Regions from separate parts of the Homo sapiens genome. Here all the other regions are linked to region 3. Evidence: chromatin loops called from intact Hi-C (ENCODE). Cell type or tissue: endothelial cell of umbilical vein. All regions are shown on one strand.

Region 1 (8,000 bases), 410 kb after region 3:
TGGTATCTATAAGATATATTTGTAATGAATGCGCTTAGCTGATCATGTTGGTAAAATCTTCCTTTAAATTATTTATCTGATTCCATAACTAAATTGAATTCCTGTGAATAGACTTGAGCAGTAGTTACTCAATAATGAACCTCTATTTACTCATTTTTTAAATCCCTTCATTTATTGCATCAGACACTGAAAATATTACTAAATAATTAGACTGACATTTTTTCTTAATTGAATAGTTATAGAGAATTGACAAAATCATTTATACAAATTGACCAAACTAATATAGACATAATACAGAATTTTAACCATCTCTTCTTTCAGACTCATTTCCTGTGTTCTACTCTGAACTGTTATTTCAAGATCGATGAGATAGACAATATAGAAATTCTGTTTGCCTTTAGTATGGAAACTGTTCTTTCATAAAATGTCATTGTTTACATTGCTGAATGAGAAACATCCACACTAATTGGTGTAGATGAAATACAAAAAATTTTGAAAGGAATAAATCAGGAAAGGGATTGAAGGGAATAAATTACTAGTTAAATGTGATCACAGGAAAAGTTGAAAAGTATTATTTATAATATTTTATATACTTAAAAAATGAAAAGCAGTTTTTGGCAATCTTAATTCAAGAAATCATTTATTCATTAAGTGAATTCCAAATTGGTTTCAACACCATGGAAATCACAGAGAATGACTTTGTTCACATATTTAGTGACCGCCGTAATTTAGAAAATTGTCTTACATGGCTCTGCAATAGCTGAAATTTACAAAGCTAGATGTACAGCTCTTTTCCATGTTGTTGAAATCAGTGTCCTCTTTAAATCACTAGGAAGTTGATGATAAATGACTGCAGTAAGTGAGAGGCGTAGTGAGCCATGCACCATCACTACTTATTTCACGGACCTGAGCAAGACTCCCTACCTACCTGTCAAGACACCTCTAGGAAGCTTCTGATGGCTTCTTAGGAAATAAAAAGGCCTTTTTTTTTTCTTTTTTCTGTTTATGGAAACTTAGTATGGGCCTTGACTCTCAGTAATTTATATTTCTTTCCCATTAGCTAGCAAACATCCAAAATTGCCCAGTGATTCCCAAACTGTGTAATAGCTGAGTTAATTCATAGTGGAAGAAAGATATTCCCTTCTAGTCATCTCAGAGGTAAGCTGGAGGACTTCAGGCAGGAAAATAAATGTATATCAGAGTTTCTCATAAAATTGCTTAATTTCAAACTAATATTTAAAAATGAGAAATGAAACTGTAACATGGTATTAAAAAAGGTAATTTAAATTATTTTTCTTTTAAACATGAGTGTGTTTTAATAAGAAATTTATTTATGTTAAATCATATTATGTACCTAATGGAGCCAAGAGAAAGTTTAGCATTTTAGAAAGGGAAAATTTTCATTTAGGTCTCTGTACTTTCATTTAGGTGTCTGTAAAATACTACTGAGGTAGTATTTTTCCATTTCTAGGAACTGAAGATCTGATACATATAAATCAAGTACAGAAATTTAAAGAGCATATTCTCCTTTTTATATATATTTCAAAGTAAAAAAAAAATAAAAGGATATGAAGGTGTACTAAGTTTTGATGGTCTCTCATTTCTTTCTTGACTCATTTCAGGCCCTAGAAAGTGAATTTGTTTCTTGCCAACTTCATCAGTGGATCGACCTTATATTTGGCTATAAGCAGCGAGGACCAGAAGCAGTTCGTGCTCTGAATGTTTTTCACTACTTGACTTATGAAGGCTCTGTGAACCTGGATAGTATCACTGATCCTGTGCTCAGGGAGGTAGGTGTTAAATCCCATATTATTCCAAAAATTTCTGTCATCTCTCAAACACAAATTTGACATTTCATCTCTTTCTGTATAATTTTGTTTTCAACATAACTTCTTACAAAACAGATTTCAGGTTCTTGACATATGTGGAAAAATTGAAAAGTCCCAAAACAAGTAATGCAACCAGTATGTGGTTCCTTTTTAAATTTCAGACACTTTAAATATACTTCTATATCTGTATATTTGTTTTTCTTACTTCAAAATTTACATTAAAATATGTAATGCTTTACGTATTTTAGTAATAAGTGAAACCTAGCTGAATATTTAAATAGGAATATTCCACATTAACATAATCTGCCACTGTGGCTATTCTTAAAAATAACAGCACAAGTGCTAGGATTACAGGTTCAGTGGCTCTTGCCTGTAATTCCAGCACTTTGGGAGGCCAAGGTGAGTGAATGGCTTGAGCCCAGGAGTTCGAGACCAGCCTGGCCAATATGCTGAAACCCCATCTCTACAAAAAATACAAAAATTAGCAGGGTGTGGTGGCGCAGCTGTGTGGTCCCAGCTACTGTGGGGGCTGAGGTGAGAAGATCACTTGAACCCAGGAGGCAGAGGTTGCCATGAGCCAAGATTGCACCACTGCACTCCAGCCTGGGTGACAGAGCGAGACCCTATCTCAAAAAAATAATAAATATAAATAAAAGGAATATTTCTACCTTTTAGACAGAATACTCAAAAACATGCATGAATGAAATAGATGCAGTTATGCTATTTTATTCTTATGTGTTTTCAATCTGAAATGTTTATAGCTAACAGTTGGGAATTATGTGCTGTAGTATGTATATAGTATTTTTAGTGAAAATATTCATATAAAATATTACTTAAATCATTTCTACATTGCACAAAATGATTTCAGATAAGTGGAAAGAGTGAAGATGCAACAGCTGCTACATAAGTGTTGCTTCAAGGAAGTGATATCCCAGTCTTCCATTCTACCAGATATCTGCCATCTGTCGTATGCAAAACAAGTAATCATTTCTGCATCTCCAGCCAGTGGAATGCTTTTCTTATTTTTTATTTTAAAGGTGGAAAACTTGGAGATGGGCGCAATGAAGCTCTACAGAAAAATTTGCATTCATAAGTTTATTTCTTATATACCTCTATAAAATTAAAATGACTCCATTTGTATGGTTCAAGCAAAGAAGAGGAAAAGGAAGGGAAGAGCCTCATAATCATTGATCCTTGGACCCTTAGGGCAAAATATTCTGAGAACACGTTGCAAGCGTATTATTAGGGGCAATATTGTACCATATTGTGTGCACACAAGATAAAATTATTGCCTGAAGCCAAGAGAAAAACATAGAGACAGAATGAATGAATGAGAGAGAAGGCAGGTGTTATGAAATGGCTGGTGAAATAAGGAATTTTCTCTACAAATCATTACACTCACCCAACTGAGTATCCCCAGTTGTGTATAAATTGTAATCAGATTATTTGGTAGGAGATAATTCTGAGCTTAATTAGTCTCAACTGTACACCCTTGCTTATTACATGCCTGTTTTATTAAATACTTTATAAACTATTCTTTTAAGGCTAATACCTTTTAGAATCAGAAAAAAAGAAAACAGTTGTAATAGTTCATCCTTATATTCTAAGATCAACTGAATTGTCTTTTGACTTCTAAATGTCATAGGCATTTTTGCTTTTGGATATTTTGTTATACATTTTTACCCATTATAATAAAGTCCTGTTCTTATAAAGAAAGTTGCAAGTTAATCCTGTTGGGCAAAACAAATTAAATACATTAAACACAAAATAAAATAAATTAAATAAATTAAATACAAAATAAAATACATTAAGCATCTTATATGTGATGAAAGTGCAAGGCAGCATTAAAATTGACAGAAAAATAGCAGGTTTGTCCAATTTAAATGAGGGTTTAAAAAGAGATAACTGAAAGAATTTGAAAATGAAATTAAAATGGAAATTTTCTTTACATGGATACAGTGTTCATTATTTGAATCTTATCAAAATACCTGTTTCTACAAAATAACATCATTGCTTTGGACAGTGAAAGAATTGTGTATAAGGCTTTGTTAATGTAGAACTTCTTAATGAAACATTACATAGAAATGTAAAATTTAAAATGTAAAAATTAAAAATTAAAAATTGTCTTCTGTTGAATGGGAATGATTCAAGCATATGTTGGCATATTATATAGATGGTCTGAACAATATCTTGTATTACAGCTTCATGACCTTCTAGTGATGCAGACTCTCTGCTACTAGGGTGCCTCAGCTCAGGACTCTGTCTCCTTTCAGCATGCTCATTCGAAGCACATAATTGCCAGACACTCAGGTTTCATTAGAGAGACCCAGAGTCATACTGTGAAATGTTATGTTCTTTCTCCCCAGACCCCTTGCCCACTTCCTCAACCCTATAATTCTGTGTCAGTTCTTAGAACACGATACATGTGAAGGAGCGCATACCTGGAATACTCTTACTTCCCTTCCCCCAGCCCCCAGAGGCCTGAGCACACATCAGCAGAGAGGTTTACCATGACCCTGTGGACCTGTGTGGACTCAAGATTGCTTAGGAAGAGCCTCTATCTCCTTGTGACCACTAGGGGGCCATTTAGTACAGTGTAGACATAACAGATTAAATGATTTCAAGGAATGCTAGTTAATTTCCCCTTTCCCACTTCCCACCATTCCCCCCTCTAACATATTCCCATTGCTGTTAATGCCAGTTAGCCAAGTAGAAGCTAACAGATTCCCACAAAGACAGTTCTGCACTAACATTTAAGAATGTGAGGAATAGTGTCCTCCAAAGGACGAGAGCCCACCTGAATCCTGTGAGCTGGGTAAGTGAGGCCGAGTCATTCAATCTCACTTTACCTCAGTTGCTCTCTCTGTAAATACATCTATTGTTATAAGAAAGAACCCAGATAAAATGGAGTGAAGTACAGCATATTCATTATTTAGTGGTCATTTATGCACCCTTACCTATATACAACCCCTATGAGTAGACCATGTGGGAGGCACAATACCTTTTTTTAAAACATTCTTGTTGAGTTCCTGGAGGTCTTGTACTGCTGTGTTGCGACTTGAGAGAGTTGATTCCCACCTAAGTGGTTGGACACAGACTCTTGGAAAAAGCAGAGTTTAAGATATTAACCCTTTTATTGAGCTCAATACATTTATTTTATTTGATAATGTTTATCTTAGTATTTTTAAAATACAAAGATTGTACATTTCATATAGATAAAACCAAAGGAAGGCTAATTATGGCTACACTAAACTCCATCTAGCCTAAGATGGATTTTTTCATGCTTAAATTAAACACTAATTTAAAAAGAGAAATATTTAATATATGAATATCTATATATGTCTCCTTTGTAAAAAAAAAAAAAAAAAAAAAAATTCTACTACTTGCCTATAACTTTGAGTTTTGAAGTTAGTGCTAAAGTTTGAGAAATGGCTTAAGGTTATTGATTCATTCTTTCTTGACAGGTGAAATCATGAAGCAGCACTAACCACAGCAATTATGGCATTAAAATGTCAAGAAATTAGAGGTCAGAATAACAGATAATTTTCTTCTCTATGTCAGATTGAAAATTGACATTCTTTGACAGTTTAGGAACTCTGGCTGAGAAAATTATGACAGCTTAACTTATTTTATACTTGTAAAGCAGTAATTGATAATAAACTTTATCATGACAGCCTCTGGGCAGAAACATGACAGTACAGTTCTGGTACAAAGCTCTTCTTAATATGTAAACACTAGATCTGTTGGATAGTAGATATTATTTAAATTGTCTAAAGTCTTGGCTTACATCGTAATCTTCTATGCACTTTTTTTCATAGATGAGCTGTACTATTTGAGCAGTTTTTCAAGCATTATAAAGAATATTTTTTCTTATCGGTTTTTATATATTAATAAAAAGTATATGATCTGATTTATATTTTTACTTACTAAATGATGACCAAGAAACTTCATCCTATGACCTGCTTAGGAAAGAGAATATTCTGGTTGGTAATCATTTAGTCCCATGGTTTTCTAACACCTTGATGCTCAAATGTGGCCCATAACCCAGCAGAATCAGCATCACCTGGGAACTTGCTAGAACTTCAGCCTCTCAGCCTTCCCCAACCTACTAAATACATGTAATGAGATCCCTAGGCAACTTGTTTGAGACATTAACTTTTAAGAAGCACTGCTCTACTAAAGGTGTGTTAGAATCATTTGGAAAGCTTTTTTTTTTTCCCCTACAAAAGTACAGAGAATGGTATAATGAACCTCCATGTACCTATCACCCAATTTCAAAAATTTAAAACCATTTCATCAAAACCTCACCCCTCCCCTTGTATTTTTTTTCTTTCTTTCAGAGACAGTCTCACTCTGTCACCAAGGCTGAAGTGCAGCGGCTTACTGCACCCCACCTCCCAGGTTCAAGCAATTCTCCCACCTCAGCCTCCCAAGTAACTGAGATTATAGACACCCACAACCGCACCTGGCTAATTTTTGTATTTTTAGTAGAGACAGGGTTTCACCATGTTGGCCAGGATGGTCTTGAACTCCTGACCTCAGGTGATCTGCCTGCCTCAGCCTACAAAAGTGCTGGGATTACAGGCATGAGCCACTGTGCACGGCCCCCCTGTACTATTTTTAATACACATGTCATACCCATCTAACTCCCCATCCACTCTATCCTCCCCATCACATGGGCATCTCAGAATATCCAGGGAAAGGCTTCAATGAAGCAAGTCTTATTTTGAAAAAAAAAAAAAAAAATTATCTGGGAATTTCACACACATTCCCAATTAAAAACCATTAATCTAGCTAACACTCTCATTAAATAATTTTTTGTTTGTTTGTTTTGAGACAGAGTCTCGCTCTGTCGCCCAGGCTGAAGTGCAGTGGCGCAATCTGGGCTCACTGCAAGCTCTGCCTCCCGGGTTCACGCCATTCTCCTGCCTCAGCCTCCCAAGTAGCTGGGACTACAGGCGCCTGCTGCCACGCCCGGCTAATTTTTTGTATTTTTAGTAGAGATGGGGTTTCACCATGTTAGCCAGGATGGTCTCAATTTCCTGATCTTGTGATCCGCCCACCTCGGCCTTCCAAAGTGCTGGGATTACAGGCGTGAGCCACCGCGCCCGGCCTAAATAATTTTTTCAGCTGGGCGTGATAGCTCACGCCTGTAATCCCCACACTTTGGGAGACCGAGGCGGGTGGATCACTAGGTCAGGAGTTCAAGACCTGTCTGCCTCAGAGTATGATTATATTGTATGCCATAGGCAACAAAAATGGATAGAAAGATGGGAATGATATTATAAGTTGTATCACAGCTCAACCATTAGTATTTGAGTGACATTAAGTCAGTCACTTGAATTTTATGTACCTGTATTTTCTCACCTAAAAAATTGATGACAGAGATGATACCTAATTCATGGGAGAAAAATATGTGAAAATACTTAAACTATAAAGCACTACACAGGCATTATTACCTAAAGGCATAATTAAATGAAGTTATCTTAGAAGAACTTTTGTTTTAATAATTTCATTATATATGACACCAAAACTATCAATTTAATTTTAAAAAATCTGTTAGCAACAGAGAAAATAAGTTAATTTGTTTTTAATATTATTTAGTAAAAAGAAGCAGTTGTGGCTTTTAAATTTATTTTCAATACTGTCTCCAAAATTTTATAAAGATGGCCTAATTGCAGCCCACTTATTGCCTGTAACATTCTTTCTTGATCTAAATTAGTATTAGCATTTATATCCTTTATTATCCTTTATATTTTTAAAAGTTTTACATTAGGCCAGGCGCTGTGGCTCATGCCTGTAATCCCAGCACTTTGGAAAGCCGAGGCAGGCAGATCACGAGGTCAGGAGATTGAGACTATCCTGGCTAACACGGTGAAACCCCATCTCTACTAAAAATACAAAAAATAGCTGGGCGTGGTGGCGGGCACCTGTAGTCCCAGCTACTCGGGAGGCTGAGGCAGGAGAATGGTGTGAACCCGGGAGGCGCAGCTTGTAGTGAGCCAAGATCATACCACTGCACTCCAGCCTGGGCGACAGAGTGAGACTATCTGAAAAAAAAGTTTTACTTTAGTGTCATTAGTTTTGTATTCATATTATCAAATGAATTAGCAACACTATTACTGGCATTAAAGTTGTACTGGTTCAGCAAGAGAAAAAAATTGAGTCAGT
Region 2 (8,000 bases), 600 kb after region 3:
TTGTTCTCTAGGGTTTATTATATGGCTATAAAGACATCCTATGATTTGACAGACTAAATGTGTTAAATGGCAACAATTATGAAAAAGGTTCCAATTAAAACCTGAAGGCATATCCAACCAAGAACAGATATAACGAAAGGTCAGGTATGTAGATTTTGGGGCACACTGGTATTTTGCACAGGATTGTTTTTGAAAGGAGGGTTTTATTTTTGTTTCTTTTTTGTTTATTTGGGGTTTTGCATTAGCTACAACTTACTGAACAGTAGATCTTTAGGCATATGCTTGATTTCCCTTGGATGGGAAACTGAGACCATTTGGAAAAATTATTTGAAAAAATAAAACATTTAATATATAGTCATAAAATGCAGCTGGTGGCCATAAAATAATATGAAAATTCACAGATAACCTGAACCCAGTCAAAAGGTTTCTGAGATTCCCATAATATGGCACTAAAAGCTGACTAATGTAACAGATGTGTTGGAACAAACGTAATTCTCAGTGTTTCTACGAATCCAAGGGTAACCCTGATGAAACGTTGGCTAATGAATTATTAGTAACCACTGAAAACTATTTCACAGAGGAGCTCAGTAGGAACTAAAAATTATTTCACCAAATAGAATTGAACAAAAGTGGCATGAAATTGACAAAGCCATGAAAAAACGTCAATTTACTTTTTAACATATACGGTATCCCTTTAAAAAGACATTGATTTTCCTCTTGCTACGGTATATGGCCTTTATGATGCTTTCTGAGGAAAATGGCTTAAATTTAAATCTTTAATCTTTAAGAAATGAAATATAACAACATTTAAGCAGGGAGTTATTTTATAGAATGCATTTTATGGCCCATGTACTTTTGAATTAAATCTCCTGGAAAAACATAATAAAAAAATTTATACCTACATGTAAAATATTTATGAAATCAAAAATTAAATGAAATAATAAAAATAATGAATGTTGTGCAGATGTTAGAAAGGAGTAAGTCAGAAGAGAGGTAATTAAACGAAAAAGTAAAATTGCTCTTCAATATTACACTGGAGATATCTGGGAAGATGGAGAAGTGAACGGAAACTCCAGGAAACCTGATTCTCACCCTCAATTTAAAATAGTCATGAAACTATCTTAAAAGGAGTTCTATGCAGCTGCAGCGAGATACACAAAACATGCACATTCCGGATTCTGTTAGGAATTATACATCCCAGGATTTTGCCAAAACTGTGGGAACTCAATGCCACTGCAATTTTAAAAAACGTTATTACATTTCTGTCACACAATTATTATCCAATATGTCATAGTAGGAAAATGATCACTATAGACGAAAAGGAACTAAACTCACCCATAATCTTGACACTCAGAAATAAACACTGTTCATATTTTGGGACATGGACTTCCAGAGCTTTCTTTCTCTCCTTCCTATCCTTCTTTTTCCATTGAACAACATATCCTGAATGTTTTTCCGAAGTGAATCGCATATATCTATACAATTACTCTCAGTGGCTGCAGGATATTCCATATGGCACCATATTAGTAATCCCAACAGTTACTATTACCACTGTCATTTATTGTACACACAGGACATACCAGGCATTGTGATGAAGACTTCATGTGCATTTTGGCCCATTTGATCTTCATACCAGCCCTATTAATTTAGCACTCTTACTCATATTTTGCAGATGAGAAAATTGAGATTCGAAGATGTAAAGTAATTTACCCAGTGTTACACAGCAAATAAGTGGCAGGGCCAGAACTTAAACTCAGATATGTCTGAGTCCAAGAGTCTAACCAGGATGTCCTGCCACTACTGGTGGTCTAACCACCATTGTGCCACTATTTAATTCATCAGTGCCCTGAGATAACTTATCTCCATATATACCGTTTGGGTTTTTTTTCCTCATACTGCAAAACCCTGATGTGAACATCCCTCTGGATAGCTACATATCCAGTTTCTTCCTCTTAGGTTACATTTCTAGAAGTAGAATTACTTGGTCACAAGGCACACATGTTATTGAAGGTTTTGGTTATATATTACCAAATTGCCTCTCTGACAGGTTCCACCAAGTGACTCTCCCACCAACACATATGAGATAACTGTTATCCTCTTAACTTTGCCATCATTGTATGTTATTTTTAATTTTTGCTAGTCTGATAAGGCTGTGCCATTTTAGAAAGAAATGAGTGTCATCTCTTAATGACAGCAGAAAGGAGCAGTGAATTAGACAAACACAGACCCACCAAGGTGACACAAGGTGAAAATCAATGTCTTCTTAAAGGGATACCTTTTCCTTCCTGTCCTCATCTCCCTGATGAAATCACAGGTCTTTGAACAAGAGGCCCAGTAAACACTTAGTACAGTAACTGGCCAATTACGGTACTAAATAATGCTTTGGGAAAATGTTGCGTCTTCTATTTTCCCTCAACTTCCATGCAAATTCAGAGAGTAGAATTTTTTTTCTAAACACCCCCAAAAAAAGGATCGTTCAGTTTCTGCCCGGACACTCACAATGACTACAAGCTACCAGTAATAAAGGACATTTAAATTTCAAAGAAATTAGATTATTAAAAAGTTTTTCTAAAGTTAACCCTAAATCTCTTGCCCACTAATATCTTCTCTTTAATTTTAGTTCCATGCTGTCATATACAGTACAAGAAAGTTATCCCGTCCTCCATGTGGCAGCCTTTCCTATATTTGATGAGAATCACCATGCCCCAAGTGGTACATCCCTTCTCTGGGTCAACCCCAGGCCCAGACAGAATGTGTTCAGAGTATTACCATAAGGGGTACCATGGTAAGCCACACCAAGGACTCTCCTGACTCTTTCAGGGAAAGAAGTCTAAGGGCATATGAATATTTTTAGCAGGCTTGTCATACTGAGACTCACACTGAACGAACAGCCTTCTCCAGGTCAACTAATAGCCTTTTGACCTGCAGTCAGGCCAAGTATTCCATTACTGTTTCTGAAATTGACAATAACACAACTACACCAAAACTAACTTAGTCTCTAGGGATTTATGTTTATCTCTTGTTTAATTTCTTCTTACCAGTTTTGGACCTTTATAGAGCCAAAAATATTTTTGGATTTCACTTCTGTCATTGGTATAATTCATCTTCATTTGAAGTCACTGGTAATGATGAATAGGGCAGGATTGGGGCCAGACTCACAGAAGATCACTGGCTCCCTTCCTTTGGGTAACCTCCAATCCATTAGTCAATACACTCTGAGGGCTCAAGTTCTGTGTTTTTGTCCATGACCTCTAGACCCATTCTCTCTGTGGCACTCATCTTGTCCACCAGTGCAGTTAGCTATCCTATCACCAAATGGATTTATTTGGAGAATTAAGAGTCATGGGATTAAGGTGAAGGAAATATGTTATCTTGTGAGCATGGAATTGAAAACTAGGAAGAGCTGGAGCACAACCTGTCATCGTCATTTGGGTGGAACAGGACTAGCTTATTGCTAGATATAATCCACTGCGTGAAAACAAGGACCATGAGTTGCACGTGTCATTTTGATGGGCAGCTGGGAGCAGGCACAAACACTTGAACACAGAGTTTCTAGCCAAGGAGAGGCAGTTTTTCTCCTGCAGGGTCTTGGGGACTTTGGGAGGGAAAAGATTTTTGAATGTTTATATTTGAAGAAAACGACTATGTTTGTTTCTGGAATCTAATAAAAACTAGTGATGTGAGTTATAGTTTGGTTAGTAAAGATTTACTTTTCATAAGGAGGAGGCATCTGTGTACACATTTTTGAAAGACCTGCCCAGGTCCTTGAAAGAAACACAAGCTGCTACTGATGGTTTTTATTGCTAAGGGTACAAGCTTGCCATCTAGTGGTGACTTGTGTAAACTGAAGGTATTAATTTTTTTTTTTTTAATTAAGCAAAAAGTTCCTTTAGTCATGAACCATCATGGCATGCATACACACATACATATACACATACACACATACACGCATACATACACAGTGGTCCCATGCCTAAGCCCATCTGGAGAAGCATCATACTTTCTCCCACTGCTCAGTGAAGTTTACACTGAGGCCAGTGTGAGAACTCCGTCTAACAGGCCAGTTGGGAATGTTTTGGGCTTGCCAGGCGGCTCTGTCCTCTGTTCATAGAAGTATCACTCATTCACTCACTCACTCCACTCATCCACTCTGACGTCCACCTGTCCATACAATTATTAAGTACCAGGCATGACAACCAGTAAAGCAACAAGAACCATGTAAAATCATGGGCATGATCAATTTGGGGGGAAAAACTTTAGTTAAATACAACAATAAATTTATAAGGGGTATTTTTTATTGGGTCAATGCCCAGTTTTCACCTAAAATGTGGCTGAAAACATCCCTGTAAGTCAAATCATATTTTCTCATCAAAATACTTTAACCCAACCAAACACTAGAGTTAAATAAATCATTCATACAATCAATATAGATCCTTAAGACCAGGCTACATTTTTATGCTGTTCTATAAGAATTAAAAATAAAAAACGCTAAAAGTTCTACATACACAATTATACTGTGTACAATGAAATCTATAGCTGAATTAGATATGTATTAAAAATACTTTGCTAGTTATAACAAATATTAATCTAACACTTAGCTAACAAAAATCTTGTTGTCAGTCTTACAATTTAGAAGGGTTTTATAAGCCTTTTAATAACGTAGTAAAACAAAGTATGCTGTGAGGTCTTTTTATGTATTTGATAAGTTTCCCTATAATAAGTAAATGGATTCCAAATCTTTATATTAACTTTATTATAACATTTTCAAAAAATAGTCTATAGCTTTACATTTTGCCATGAGGTGGCAAATCCATGCACAGGTGAATAGTAAAATTTCTAAAGCAATATAAAAAAAAAAGGGTTAAAAAGTGATTTTCACTACATATATTATCGTTAGGCAGTTTTATTTTAAGGAATACTTTAATTTCATTTTTAATTACAAAGAAAGGGGAAATTTTCAAAAGAAAATTAATAGTTATGTTATCTTCATCAAATCCCCTTAAAGATAAAGGCTTGAAGGAGGTACCTTCCTCAAGGTCATAAGACCAGGCAGTGGAAGAGTGAACCGCTTGGTTTTGAACTTTTGTCCATCTGACTATAAATCCTGGGTGTGTGAGGGTCTACCTTCTGTGATGGTTCTCTTATTTCCACAACTCTCAATAGAATGTGAAATCAACAGTGGTCTCATGTGCAATTAGTGACATCATCCTAGTTTTGTTAAACCAGGACAGAATAAGTTGTGTTAAGTTTTGCTAAACTTATTTGAACTATTTTATCCTATAATAGACTTATCCCTGCAAAATTCACCAACCCCTAATCCCTACCATCAGAAATCACTGTAAAGGAGAATAAAATCTCGTTAGTTTTTCATATAGATATTTTAAAACCACATTATAAATGACTGCAATTGTTTCTCCATATAGTTCAGCTTCTTAAATTAGAAGAGAAGGGAAAAAGAAAGGAGAGAACATTTTTTTTCTTTTGTGGTAATTTAAAGTAAAATATATTTGAATGAGCATAATACATTAGAAGTATCACGTAAACTGTAATTTTAGTAAAAGTGCACTCCAATGTAATCACTTATGGCATTTACAGAAAGAGATAACACTTCAGCGAGGAGTAAGTGAACAATGGGTACACAAAACTGAGCAGCAAAAGCAAAAAGGAAAGAAAATGAAACTTTAATTTTCAGTCGCTGAAGTTTGGGAGCTTAGAGAAGTTTTTAAACAAAGGCCCAGTTGTAAGTCTGTTCCCATGAGACAATCCTACATAATTCAAGACACAGGAAAAATGAGTGCAGATGAGAGAAAATTGCTGCAGTTGATGGAGGTAACTATGCAGAAGAATATGTTTAGGCTACTGTGAAGATGAGGAATTTAAGGTGCAATTAAGTCAGGGCTCAGTCACTTGACCTCAGCTGCCTTTTATTAGCCAGTAGCTACAAGATTACCAGCATAATTGCAATTAACTAATTGTGTGCATATTTGTTTCTTGAATGCTTATCTTTTCTGCTTCAGCGTCAACTTCATGAAGACATGTGTCTCTCTTGTTCCCTGGCACAGTACCTGACACATAGCAAGTACTCAGTTAACCTCTCCTTAATGCAGAGCTTACTGTAGTGTAGTAGTATGAGCTAAGGCTCTGGAAGTCAGAATTAGGTTGAGACCTTGGCTCTTCTACTTAAGAGCTGTGACAACCGTGGGCAGGTCATTTAACTTCTAGGTACCCATGTTCCTTACCTATGAAATGAAACAGTAATAGAACTTACCCAATGTGGTTGCTGTGAGGATGAAACGAGATAATGACTGTAAAGACGTTAGCACAGGGCCAAGTACATAGATGGTTCTCCATCATGGCGGATCTTACTAGCTTTTATTTGTGTCATGGGAGTTGGGTGGCTCATCTGCTTTTAGACTTGAGTGTGTATGCGGGTTACCTGGGGGAGGTGGCTGCCTTGTGGATTTCTGCAAGCTGTCATCAGTCACTGGATTCTGATTTGGTAGGGCTGCATCTAGGCCCAGAAATTTGCATTTTTAACAGGCATCTGGGAATAATTTTGATTCAGGGAGTCTTTAGACCACCCTGCAGAAACACTACTTTAGAAAGAGAATCCTCTTTTCCCAGATTTCTGAAGAGACGGGCAAAGTAACAGAACTCATATATTTATACATAATGCTCAGGGGTGGATAATGAAAGGAAGAACTAGCATCTTTGGGAAAAGATATATATATAAATATATGTATATATATATATATATATGCACAGTATATAGAAATGAAATATATTTCATTAAATTCCAGCCTGAAGAGCCAGCAACATTTATATTACTCCCATATTTCCCAGTGAAGCACCCCATACTTAGTCTCTACCTCCTCTTTTTTTCCTATGTATTCCCCTTAATAACTGGGTGAGGAAGGACCCCCATTTGCTTTTGTGGAGATCTCTCAAGGTTTCCCCAGAGATGTGGAGTAAATGAAAAGCAAACCAAATAGTGTAAAGTTGGGGGAAGGATGTCTCCGTTTTTAAAAATTAGTCTTTTTCAAAATTGTTTTTATGCTAAGGGGCTAGAGTCTTAAAAACCAATTATAATTTTTTTTTCTTTTAGGTTTTGGATCATATTATTGAGCTGTAAAGTTGGGAGACTCCAAAAAAGTCTAAAAGGGCTTCCTTTTTTTTTCCCCAAGTAAAAACTTCTTTTTACTTTTCTTTTCTTTCTTTTCTCTCTCTCTTTCTTTCAAGACAGGGTCTCACTCTGTCACCCAGACTGGAGTGCAGTAGTGTGATCACAGCTCACTGCAGCCTTGACCTCCTGGGCTCAAGAGATCCTCCAGCAACCTCAGCCTCCTGAGTAGCTGGGACTACAGGCACACACTACGATGTCCGGCTAATTAAAAAAAATTTTTTTTGTGTAGAGATGGGGGTCTCACTATGTTGCCCCAACTGGCAAGTAAAAACTTTCTAACATAAAAGTGCCTAAGATAAATGACATTTGTGTCTGTGTAACTTGTCGCTATCTTGTCCTAGCCCAAGGTGTTCAATACAGCCCTACCCTTCGCGAGTTCAATTCCCATTCTTGTGCCTGGTTTTTGTTTGCTAATAAATCAGGTGTTCTTAAGGGCGCATTAACTCATCTAGATCAACCTAAAAGGCTAGTTTCCAACTAGCTCCTGAAGGCTAACTGGAAATTAACCTTTCAGGTAAATTTTTAAAAAAAGAAAGAAAAGAAAAAAGAAATATTCATATTCCTTCATGAGTGCTTGGAACTCAGGATGCCCTGTAGGTGGAATTCCTCTTACCAGCAGGTTCTCTGGCTTGATATCACGGTGGACGATGTTCAGGCTATGCAGGTATTTGATGGCGCTGGCTAGGTTGTACAGCATCCCACTGGCGTCTCTCTCGGTGTATTTGTTAGTGGAAGTAATGGCATCAAAAAGGTCTCCCCCCTGAGAAGAGAACAGAAGCTGAAGCAGCACATTAACAGACGGGCCAGTGGGGCCACC
Region 3 (8,000 bases):
TCTTTTTAAGACTTTATAATGGGTGGGTAACCATATCTCATTTGGTTTTATGTTTTCTTTCCTATTGATTAATGATGGTGAGTATTCTTTTTTGCATATGCTTATGGGCCATTGAAATCCCTTGCTATCTTTTAAAATTTTTCTTGAGATATGAGTTCTTTATATATTCTTCATATATGTCCTTTGTGAGAAACATGCAGTCTAGAATTTTTTGTTCCATTTTGTTGTATATATTTTTATTTTCTTAAAATTGTTAATAACAAAAGTTTCTAATTTGACAGAGTTCATTGTCTCAAATAGTTTCGTCTTTTATGATTTGTGCCATTTGTAAATCATAAGAAATCTTTACCTACCACAAAGTCATGTAGATATTCTACTATATTTTCTTCTAAAATAAAAGTTTTGTAGTTTTATCTTTATTAGGTTTCTGATCTGTTTTGACTTAGTTTTTGTGTCTGTGGTGAGGTAAAGGTTGGGATTTGGCTCTGTCTTTATGTATATTAATGTTTTAGTACCATTCAATTACCTTGGAATTGATTTAAAATCAATTGACCACCTATGTGTAGATCTATTTCTAGACTCCATTCTGTCCCATGAACTATATGTCACTACTGCACTATCTTCCTGTATCGTAGCTTTATATTAAGTTTTGAAAGAGATGATGTAATGTAAGTCCTGTAACTATTTTTTTTTTACTTTTCTGGGTTAATTCGCATTTTCATGTAAATTTTAGAAGTGACTTGTCAATTCTAAAGCAACAAAAAAAGAAATTCTGCTGAAATTTTAATTACAACTCTGTTGAACCTTTTAATTTGAGGAGACTCTTCATCATAATACTGAGTATTCAAACTTTTGAAATTGTCATTCATTGGGATCTTTAATTTTTTTCAGCAACTTATTGTAGTTTTCATTGTAAAACTCTTGTACTTATTTTTATGTCTTTTTAAATTTTTATGTTTTTCTAAATTTTCATGTGTTTGATGATATTATATTAGATTTTTTGCTGTAAATTTCCAATTGGGAGTTAGAAGCCAGACCAAAAAGAGTACATAGTGTATGATTCCATTTTTATGAAATTATAGGAAATGCAAATTAATTTATCTTAAAAAATAGCAAATCAGTGATTGCCTGTGTCAATTTTACCTCAATAAAACTGAAAAAAGGGGATAATTTTGTATTAGTACATTGATTTTTATATATTGATTTTATATTTTATAATCTTGCCACTTACTTTTAGTAAACGTGGTAAGTTGTTTAGAACTTTCTAAACTCACATAATCGATCTAACACTTTCTGTAGTTTCCTTATTATTTTCTATGCATGAGATAATGTCACTTGTAGCTTTAGTATTATTTATCCTAAAATGTTTGAGAATTCACCAGTACAGCCATTTCTGCCTGGAATTTTCTTTCTGGGAAAATTTAAATTATAGATTTAGTTTTTTTAATTGATAAATGAGTATCCAGATAGTATATTTATTTTTGTATCTGTTTTGTTATTTTTGTCTTCAATGAATTTACCCATCTTATCTAAGTTGTTGGATTTATTGCCATAAATTCTTTGTAATTTTAAAAATTTTATTATTAATATTTTAAAATATAAGCATGATCCCTAATGATGTTCCCTCTTTCATTTCAGATTTTGTTATTTTGTTTTTTCTCATTTTTTCATTATCAGAATAGCTATTGCTTTTCAATATTATGATTTCCCCCCAAAAATGATACTGTGTTCATTAATATTTTTAGAGTGTTTTTTTTCTATTATGTGAATTCTGCTCTTATTACTCCTTTCTATTTACATCACGTTTGCTTGCTTTTTTCTTCCCATATCTTAGAGTGGAAACTGAGATTGAGTGTCTATAAACTGTGGACCATGGGCCAAATCATTCTGCCACCAGCTTTGTACATAAAGTTATTGGAATACAGCCACACTCATTTGCTTATGTATTGCCTATCACTGCTGTCACATTACTGTGACTGAGTTAAATAGTTGGAACAGAGACGATATGGCCTAAAGCTTAAAATATTTACTGTCTTATCCTTTACAGATGTTTCCCAGCCCCTCTCTTGGATCTTTGATTTTAGAACTTTCTTGTTTAATGATATGGTATATGAGCATTTAAAGCCATAACTTTTCCTCCAAGCACAGTTTTACCTGTATTGTACAAATGTAGTATTTTTTATATTCAATTCAATATTTTTTTCTAATTTTCCCTATTTCTTCTTGGATTCATACACTTTACAGAGGTGCATTTTGACATTTATCTTCCTTCACTAAAAATACTGCCATGCAATCCATTCAAATTGTTGCATGAATTAATAGTATGTTCCTTTTTTATTTCTCAGTCATATTCTATGGTACGGATGACAGTTTGTTTAAACATACACCTACTAAAGGACATTTAAGTTTTTTTCCAGTTTGGGGCTATTAAAAATAAAGTTACAGTGGACATCTGTTTTTATGTGAACATACATTTTTGTTTCTCTGGGATAAGTACCCAAGAGTGAGATTACTTGCTCTATGGTAAGTATATGATTAGTTTTATAAGAAACTGCAAAACTGTCTTCTAGAGTGGCTTAACCACTTTATGTTTCCACTGGCAATGTGTGAGTGGTCCAGTTTCTCCTCATTGTTACCAGCATTTTTTTAAGCATTCTGATAGTATGTAGTGATATCTTACTGTGGTCTGAATTTGCATTTTCCTAATGGATAAATATGCAGAACATCTTTTCTTGTGTTTATTTTCCATCAATATGTCTCCTTCATGAATTGTCTGTTCATGTCTTTTGCCTATTTTTTAATTGGATCACTGTTTAACTTTTGAACTCTGAGAGTTTTTGTTATATTCAAATACAAGTCCTTTTTTAGAAATTTAGTTTGCAAATATTTTATCTTAGACGTGCTCCCTGTTTCATCCTTTTAATGGGTTTTTTAGCAGAGAAAAATTTAAATTTTTTTTAATCTGGCTTGTCAGATTTACCTTTTTATAGTTAAGCTTTTGGTGTCATGTCTAAGAGCTCTTCACCTACCTCTACTTTCCCAAAATTTATATTGTATTTTCTATAAAGTTTTGTGGTTTAAAAGTTGTTTTACTTTTAAGTCTGTGATCTATTTTGAGCTGATGTCTGTGTAAGGTGTGAGGTTTAGGTTGAGGTACACATTTTTGCCTATGAATGTTCATTTGTTCCAGCACCATTTGTTGAAAAGGCTATCCTTGCCCATGAGGCATGTTTTTAAGACCTTTTAAGGCAAATTTAGAGAGGCCTCTCTTCTTGGATTGCTTTTGCCACACTTAGAAAGGGTAGACTTGCTAGAATTTCTCCTGAATGCTCAGTGTATTTAATGAGATCTCTCCTTTCTGGCTGGAGGGAATACAGACTATTCCCAGCACTATGCACTCTCAGTGATGTTTGTGTTGCAGCTCCTTCATAATTATTCTTTTCAAAAAATTATTCTATTCTAGCCCTTGGAGCTTTCAGGCTTCACATAAGTAGATTGCTATTCAGCCTAAGACTCAGGTTTTGGGAAATTTTTTTCTTCATAGCTTCCTCCTCTCAGGGACTCTGTTCTGCAAATTCTATTCACCTTGGCCGTTTTGAACTACAGTCTCAGTCGTGTCAACTCAAAAACATTGCAGGACTCAGTATTTGCCATAATATAGGAAATACCTCCATAAAGGAAACATGGATGATGGGGGAGCTCACCTCATTGGTTTCCCTGTCCTTAGGGTTCATAGTCCTGTACTCCCTGTATTGCCTGAAAATAGTTGTTCCCTGTATTTGTCTAATATTTTTAACTGTTAGCATGGAAGGTAATTTTAGACCATCTTACTTTTTCAAGGCTACAAATGAATTTTATATTCTTATCATGTTGTCAATGATTTCTTTTATAAATTTTAATTCTTTTAATTGTTTCCCTTTCAGTATGTTGACAGAATATCCTGAAATGTTAACTCACTTATTATTCCTAATTATTTTTCTATAGATTGTTTCAAAATGTATATGTATATACATAATTCTGTCATCCACGAATAATGGGGGAGTTTTTTCTCCCATTAAAATCCTTGCACCTTTTAATTTCTTTTTCTGAACTTACAGTGCCACCCAGTACCTCTAATGCAATTTATTATAGTCATGGTTATAGCAGGCATTCTTTTTAAATTCTTCATCTCAGATGAAAAACATTGAACATTTATCATTAACTATGATGCTTCTTACCTATTAATTATATATAATTTTCAATAAATGTTATACATCTCTTATATTTGTAATTAACAAAAACTTGCTATCATGACGTATGTTGAAGTTTATCTTATGCTTTTTAAATATACACTAAGATGATCATGTGGTTTTTCTCCTTCTGTTAACATGGTATACTATATTGATTTAATTTTTAAATGCTAAAAGAATTCTCAATTTCTGTAAGAAATCCAATTTCATTGTAATGTGAAATAGATTTATCTCTTGAAAGCTTCTATAAGATTATTTTTTTATTTTTTCCCCTGAAATATTTAGTAAACTTCACAAGCAAAGACACCTAATCCTGGATCTCTTCTTTTAGGAAAGTTTCTTAATTAAAATTTCAATTTAATTAGTTACAGATCTCCCAAAATTTTCTATTTTTTTCTGGTGTCAGCTTTGTTAGGTTTTTGCTGGCATAAAGCTTTTCATAATATTATTGTGTTATTCTTTTAACATTCATATAATCTGTAGTAATGTCCCTTCTTTTTAATCTTGATATTCTTTATTTAAGCTAGCCAGCTTGTCTGCCTTCCTGCCTTCCTGCCTTGCCTTCCTTGCCTTCCTTGCCTTCCTTCCTTTTCTTGATAAGCTCTGGCAGTGATTAATCAGTTTTATTCATATTGCCAAAAAAATGTCTAGAGAGAAATAACAAGAAACGGTTAAGTTGAAAGTTGTACATTGTTTGTTTCCTTAGTGCAGTAGTTTTCTAACATCAGCATGCATCAGAATAACATAGAGGGCTTGTTAACATACAGATTGCTGGATACCTAATTCAGTAGGACTCCAGTAGGGCATGAGAATTTAGGGCACCTCTAACAAGTTTTTAGGTGTGTTAGTCAAGCTTATTTAGAGAAACAGATTAAATAGGATGTTTACATTCATATGAATATACATGCATATACACATGATTTATTATAAAAATTTGGCTCACATGATTATGGAAACTGAAAATTCCCAGTATCTGCAGTTAGTATGCTAAAGACCCAGGAGAACCAATGTGTAGTTCTAATCAAAGTACCAAGGTCGGAGAACCAAGAGAGCCAGTGATACAAGTTCCTATCCAAAAGCTGGCTGGCTCAAGACTGAAGAAGAGCCGATGTTTCCGTCTGAGTCCAAAGGCCAAGAAGAGACCAGTACTCCTAGCTCAAACATTCAGGCAGAAGGAGTTTGCTCAACTTTTTTGTTCTATTCATATCTTCAACTGACTAGATGAAGCCTTCTTCCATGAAGGAGGGCAGTCTACCTATTCAAATGTTAATCTTATCAATAGATACCCTCACAGTCATACCCAGAGTGCTGTTTAATCAAATATCTGGACACCCAGTAAAATTGACCCATAAAATTAACCACGATGCTAGATCATGCTGATGCTGCTGGTCCAGAATACACACTTTGAGAAACAGTGTGTAATTGATAATCCTCCACATCGCAGGAGTTATCCTTGATTTATCGAGGTCCTATTCCCAGACAATGCATGGCCCTTCCTTACTCTAGTTTAACTTAATTTACCCCAAATTTTGCAGACATACATGTACATATGTATGCATGTGTGCATGTTCATCTTAAATTCACACCCTGCAAGAAAGTATACTTATTTTATTGGTCAACATCTGTTTTGATTTAGCCAAATGACTATCATTTTTTGTTGCTCATCATTCTTTTCTGAATGTCTGACCTCCACCTAGTATCATATTTCTTCTTCTGAAAGAACGCTTCTTAGTATTTGATTTAGTGCAGGTTTGCCTGTCATGAATTTTTAGTTCCTATTTCTCTAAACATCTTGGAAATCCACCTCGATGTTTGAAAGGATATTTTGAACCAATAGAATTCTAGGTTGGCAATTATTTTCTTATAGTGCTTTGAAAATATCATTTTATTGTCTTTTGGCTTTTTTCATTCTGTGTTTTATTTATTTATTTTATAGGTTAATTCCTAGTCATATTGTTTCTGTTCTCCACTCCAACCCACCTGATGTCTGTTTTAAAGGTGTTCTGTATTTTGGGAGTTGATAAGTTTTACTATGATGTTTTCAGGCGCTGTGGATTTTCTTTGTATTTATCCTGCTTAAGATTTGTAGAGTTTTTCAAATCTGAAGTTTTATCACTTTCATTCAATTTTGAAACTTCCTAGCCATTACCTCTTCAGGTATTGCTTCTGACCCATTTTATCCTTCTGTTAGAGCTTATCTTACATAAAAATTAGACTTTTTAAAAATACATTTCTTACCTATCTATATCCTTTCCCCCTATGCCTATTTCTCTCTCAGTGATTTTGAGTATTTTCTTTTAACCTATAGTCTACTTTACTAATTATCTCTTTAGCTGTGTCCAGTCTTCTCAGTTCTTAATTTCAAGTTTTATAAGTACTCAAATTTCCATTTGACTTTTGTGGTTTAATATTATCTTCCAGCTGGGCGTGATGGCTCACGACTGTAATCCCAGCATTTTGGGAGGCCGAGGTGGGCAGATCACAAGGTCAGGAGTTCGAGACCAGCCTGACCTTCATAGTGAAACCCCATCTCTGCTAAAAATACAAAAATTAGCTGGGCATGGTGGTGAGTGCCTGTAATCCCAGCTACTTGGGAGGCTGAGGCAGAAGAATTGTTTGAACCCAGGAGGCCAAGGTTGCAGTGAGCTGAGATTGTGCCATTGCACTCCAGCCTGGCGACAGAGTGAGACACTATTTCAAAAAAAAAAACAAAAAACTAAAAAAACTTCCAATTGTCTATCTTATCCAGTTGTTTATCTTGATCTTTAATTTCCTTGAATGTAAATATAGTTACCCTAAAGTCTTTGATTATTTATCAGAGCTACCTCTGTCATCTTGTGTTACTTTTGGTATTCAATAATATCTTCCTGTCTACTTATATTTCTTTTCTTGTTATTATTATGTGAAAAACCTATGTAGTATCTGAAAGATTATAAACATAATATGAAAGTACAAAGTGGTGTTTTCTTCCAGAAAAAAATGTATTTTTTTCTAGTAAGCATTAGCAATCCTAAAGGACCTTAATGAAGTCAAGGTTAGAGGGCCAGTCTTTTTTCGATTCACCACTTCTTTAAAGTGTAGTTCTATAGGATCTCAACCTATAGAATCATAAATCAGATAAACCTATAGAACCTTACATCATAAGGGTTTTTCTAAGCTTTTTTTCCTCTTTAGTAGGCTCTGAGCTCCAAAAATTTTGTTGAATTTCAATCATTCAGTTGCTTCTACCAAAACATGTCCATGGGAGAAGAGCGGTCCAGAAACCAAAATCATCTTAGAGTTTCTTCTTCAGGATCATGGTCAAATAATTGACTTCTGTCTTAACTCTCCATTTCCCTCAGAGAAGTGTTTTTGATTTTGTCCAGCTTTTTTAGTTGTTCTCAGCAGGAGAATTTGCCTATTACTAAAGGTAGAAATCCACATTATTTTTATATAGTTATTGTGTTTATGATCATATATTAGATGGAGTGTAAATGTTAAAATGGCTTGGTTTTTTTTAATCACTGATTTCAGCTGGATTATGTCAGATCCATTCCTTCTGATCCTTAATTATATAATAGAAAAATGTGTAACTTTTTGGTAATTTTTAAGTTGTATAAAGTTCATCCAATTAAACATTTTCAACTCCTTACATGACTTTCTTTATTTTAGTGAAGGGTTTTGATGGTAATTTTTTCCTTTCTTTAAACTTGTCTATATTTTTATACTTAAAGCAGTTCTGCTTTTTAAAAAAATCAAACTGACAATTTTTATATTTTAATTGGTATTTCT

Evidence for each region. Peaks named below come from ENCODE experiments on the same cell type or tissue, not always from the same donor. Only the 100,000 strongest peaks of a DNase experiment are listed, where the experiment ranks them.
Region 1: it touches region 3 in a loop (2.3-fold over the local background); 5 of 110 quality-filtered maps call a loop at or near these places.
Region 2: it touches region 3 in a loop (3.0-fold over the local background); 7 of 110 quality-filtered maps call a loop at or near these places.

What each region holds. Positions count from the first base shown.
Region 1 is chr13:35,626,459-35,634,458 of GRCh38, forward strand. It overlaps NBEA (neurobeachin), which reads left to right. Exons shown (of 59, transcript NM_001385012.1): 49 at 1,623-1,790. Among named protein-coding and RNA genes, the nearest start is that of LINC00445, 67 kb to the right of the region's middle. RefSeq lists a silencer at 4,356-4,405. In endothelial cell of umbilical vein, a CTCF peak has its summit at 4,390 (motif pointing right); no DNase peak of the experiment used is centred here.
Region 2 is chr13:35,814,933-35,822,932 of GRCh38, forward strand. DCLK1 (doublecortin like kinase 1) reads right to left here. Exons shown (of 17, transcript NM_001330071.2): 11 at 7,797-7,943. Among named protein-coding and RNA genes, the nearest start is that of LINC00445, 120 kb to the left of the region's middle. In endothelial cell of umbilical vein, a CTCF peak has its summit at 3,829 (motif pointing left); no DNase peak of the experiment used is centred here.
Region 3 is chr13:35,214,416-35,222,415 of GRCh38, forward strand. All of the region lies in intron 33 of NBEA (neurobeachin), which reads left to right. Among named protein-coding and RNA genes, the nearest start is that of MAB21L1, 260 kb to the right of the region's middle. In endothelial cell of umbilical vein, no CTCF peak of the experiment used is centred here; a DNase peak (open chromatin) is centred at 4,796.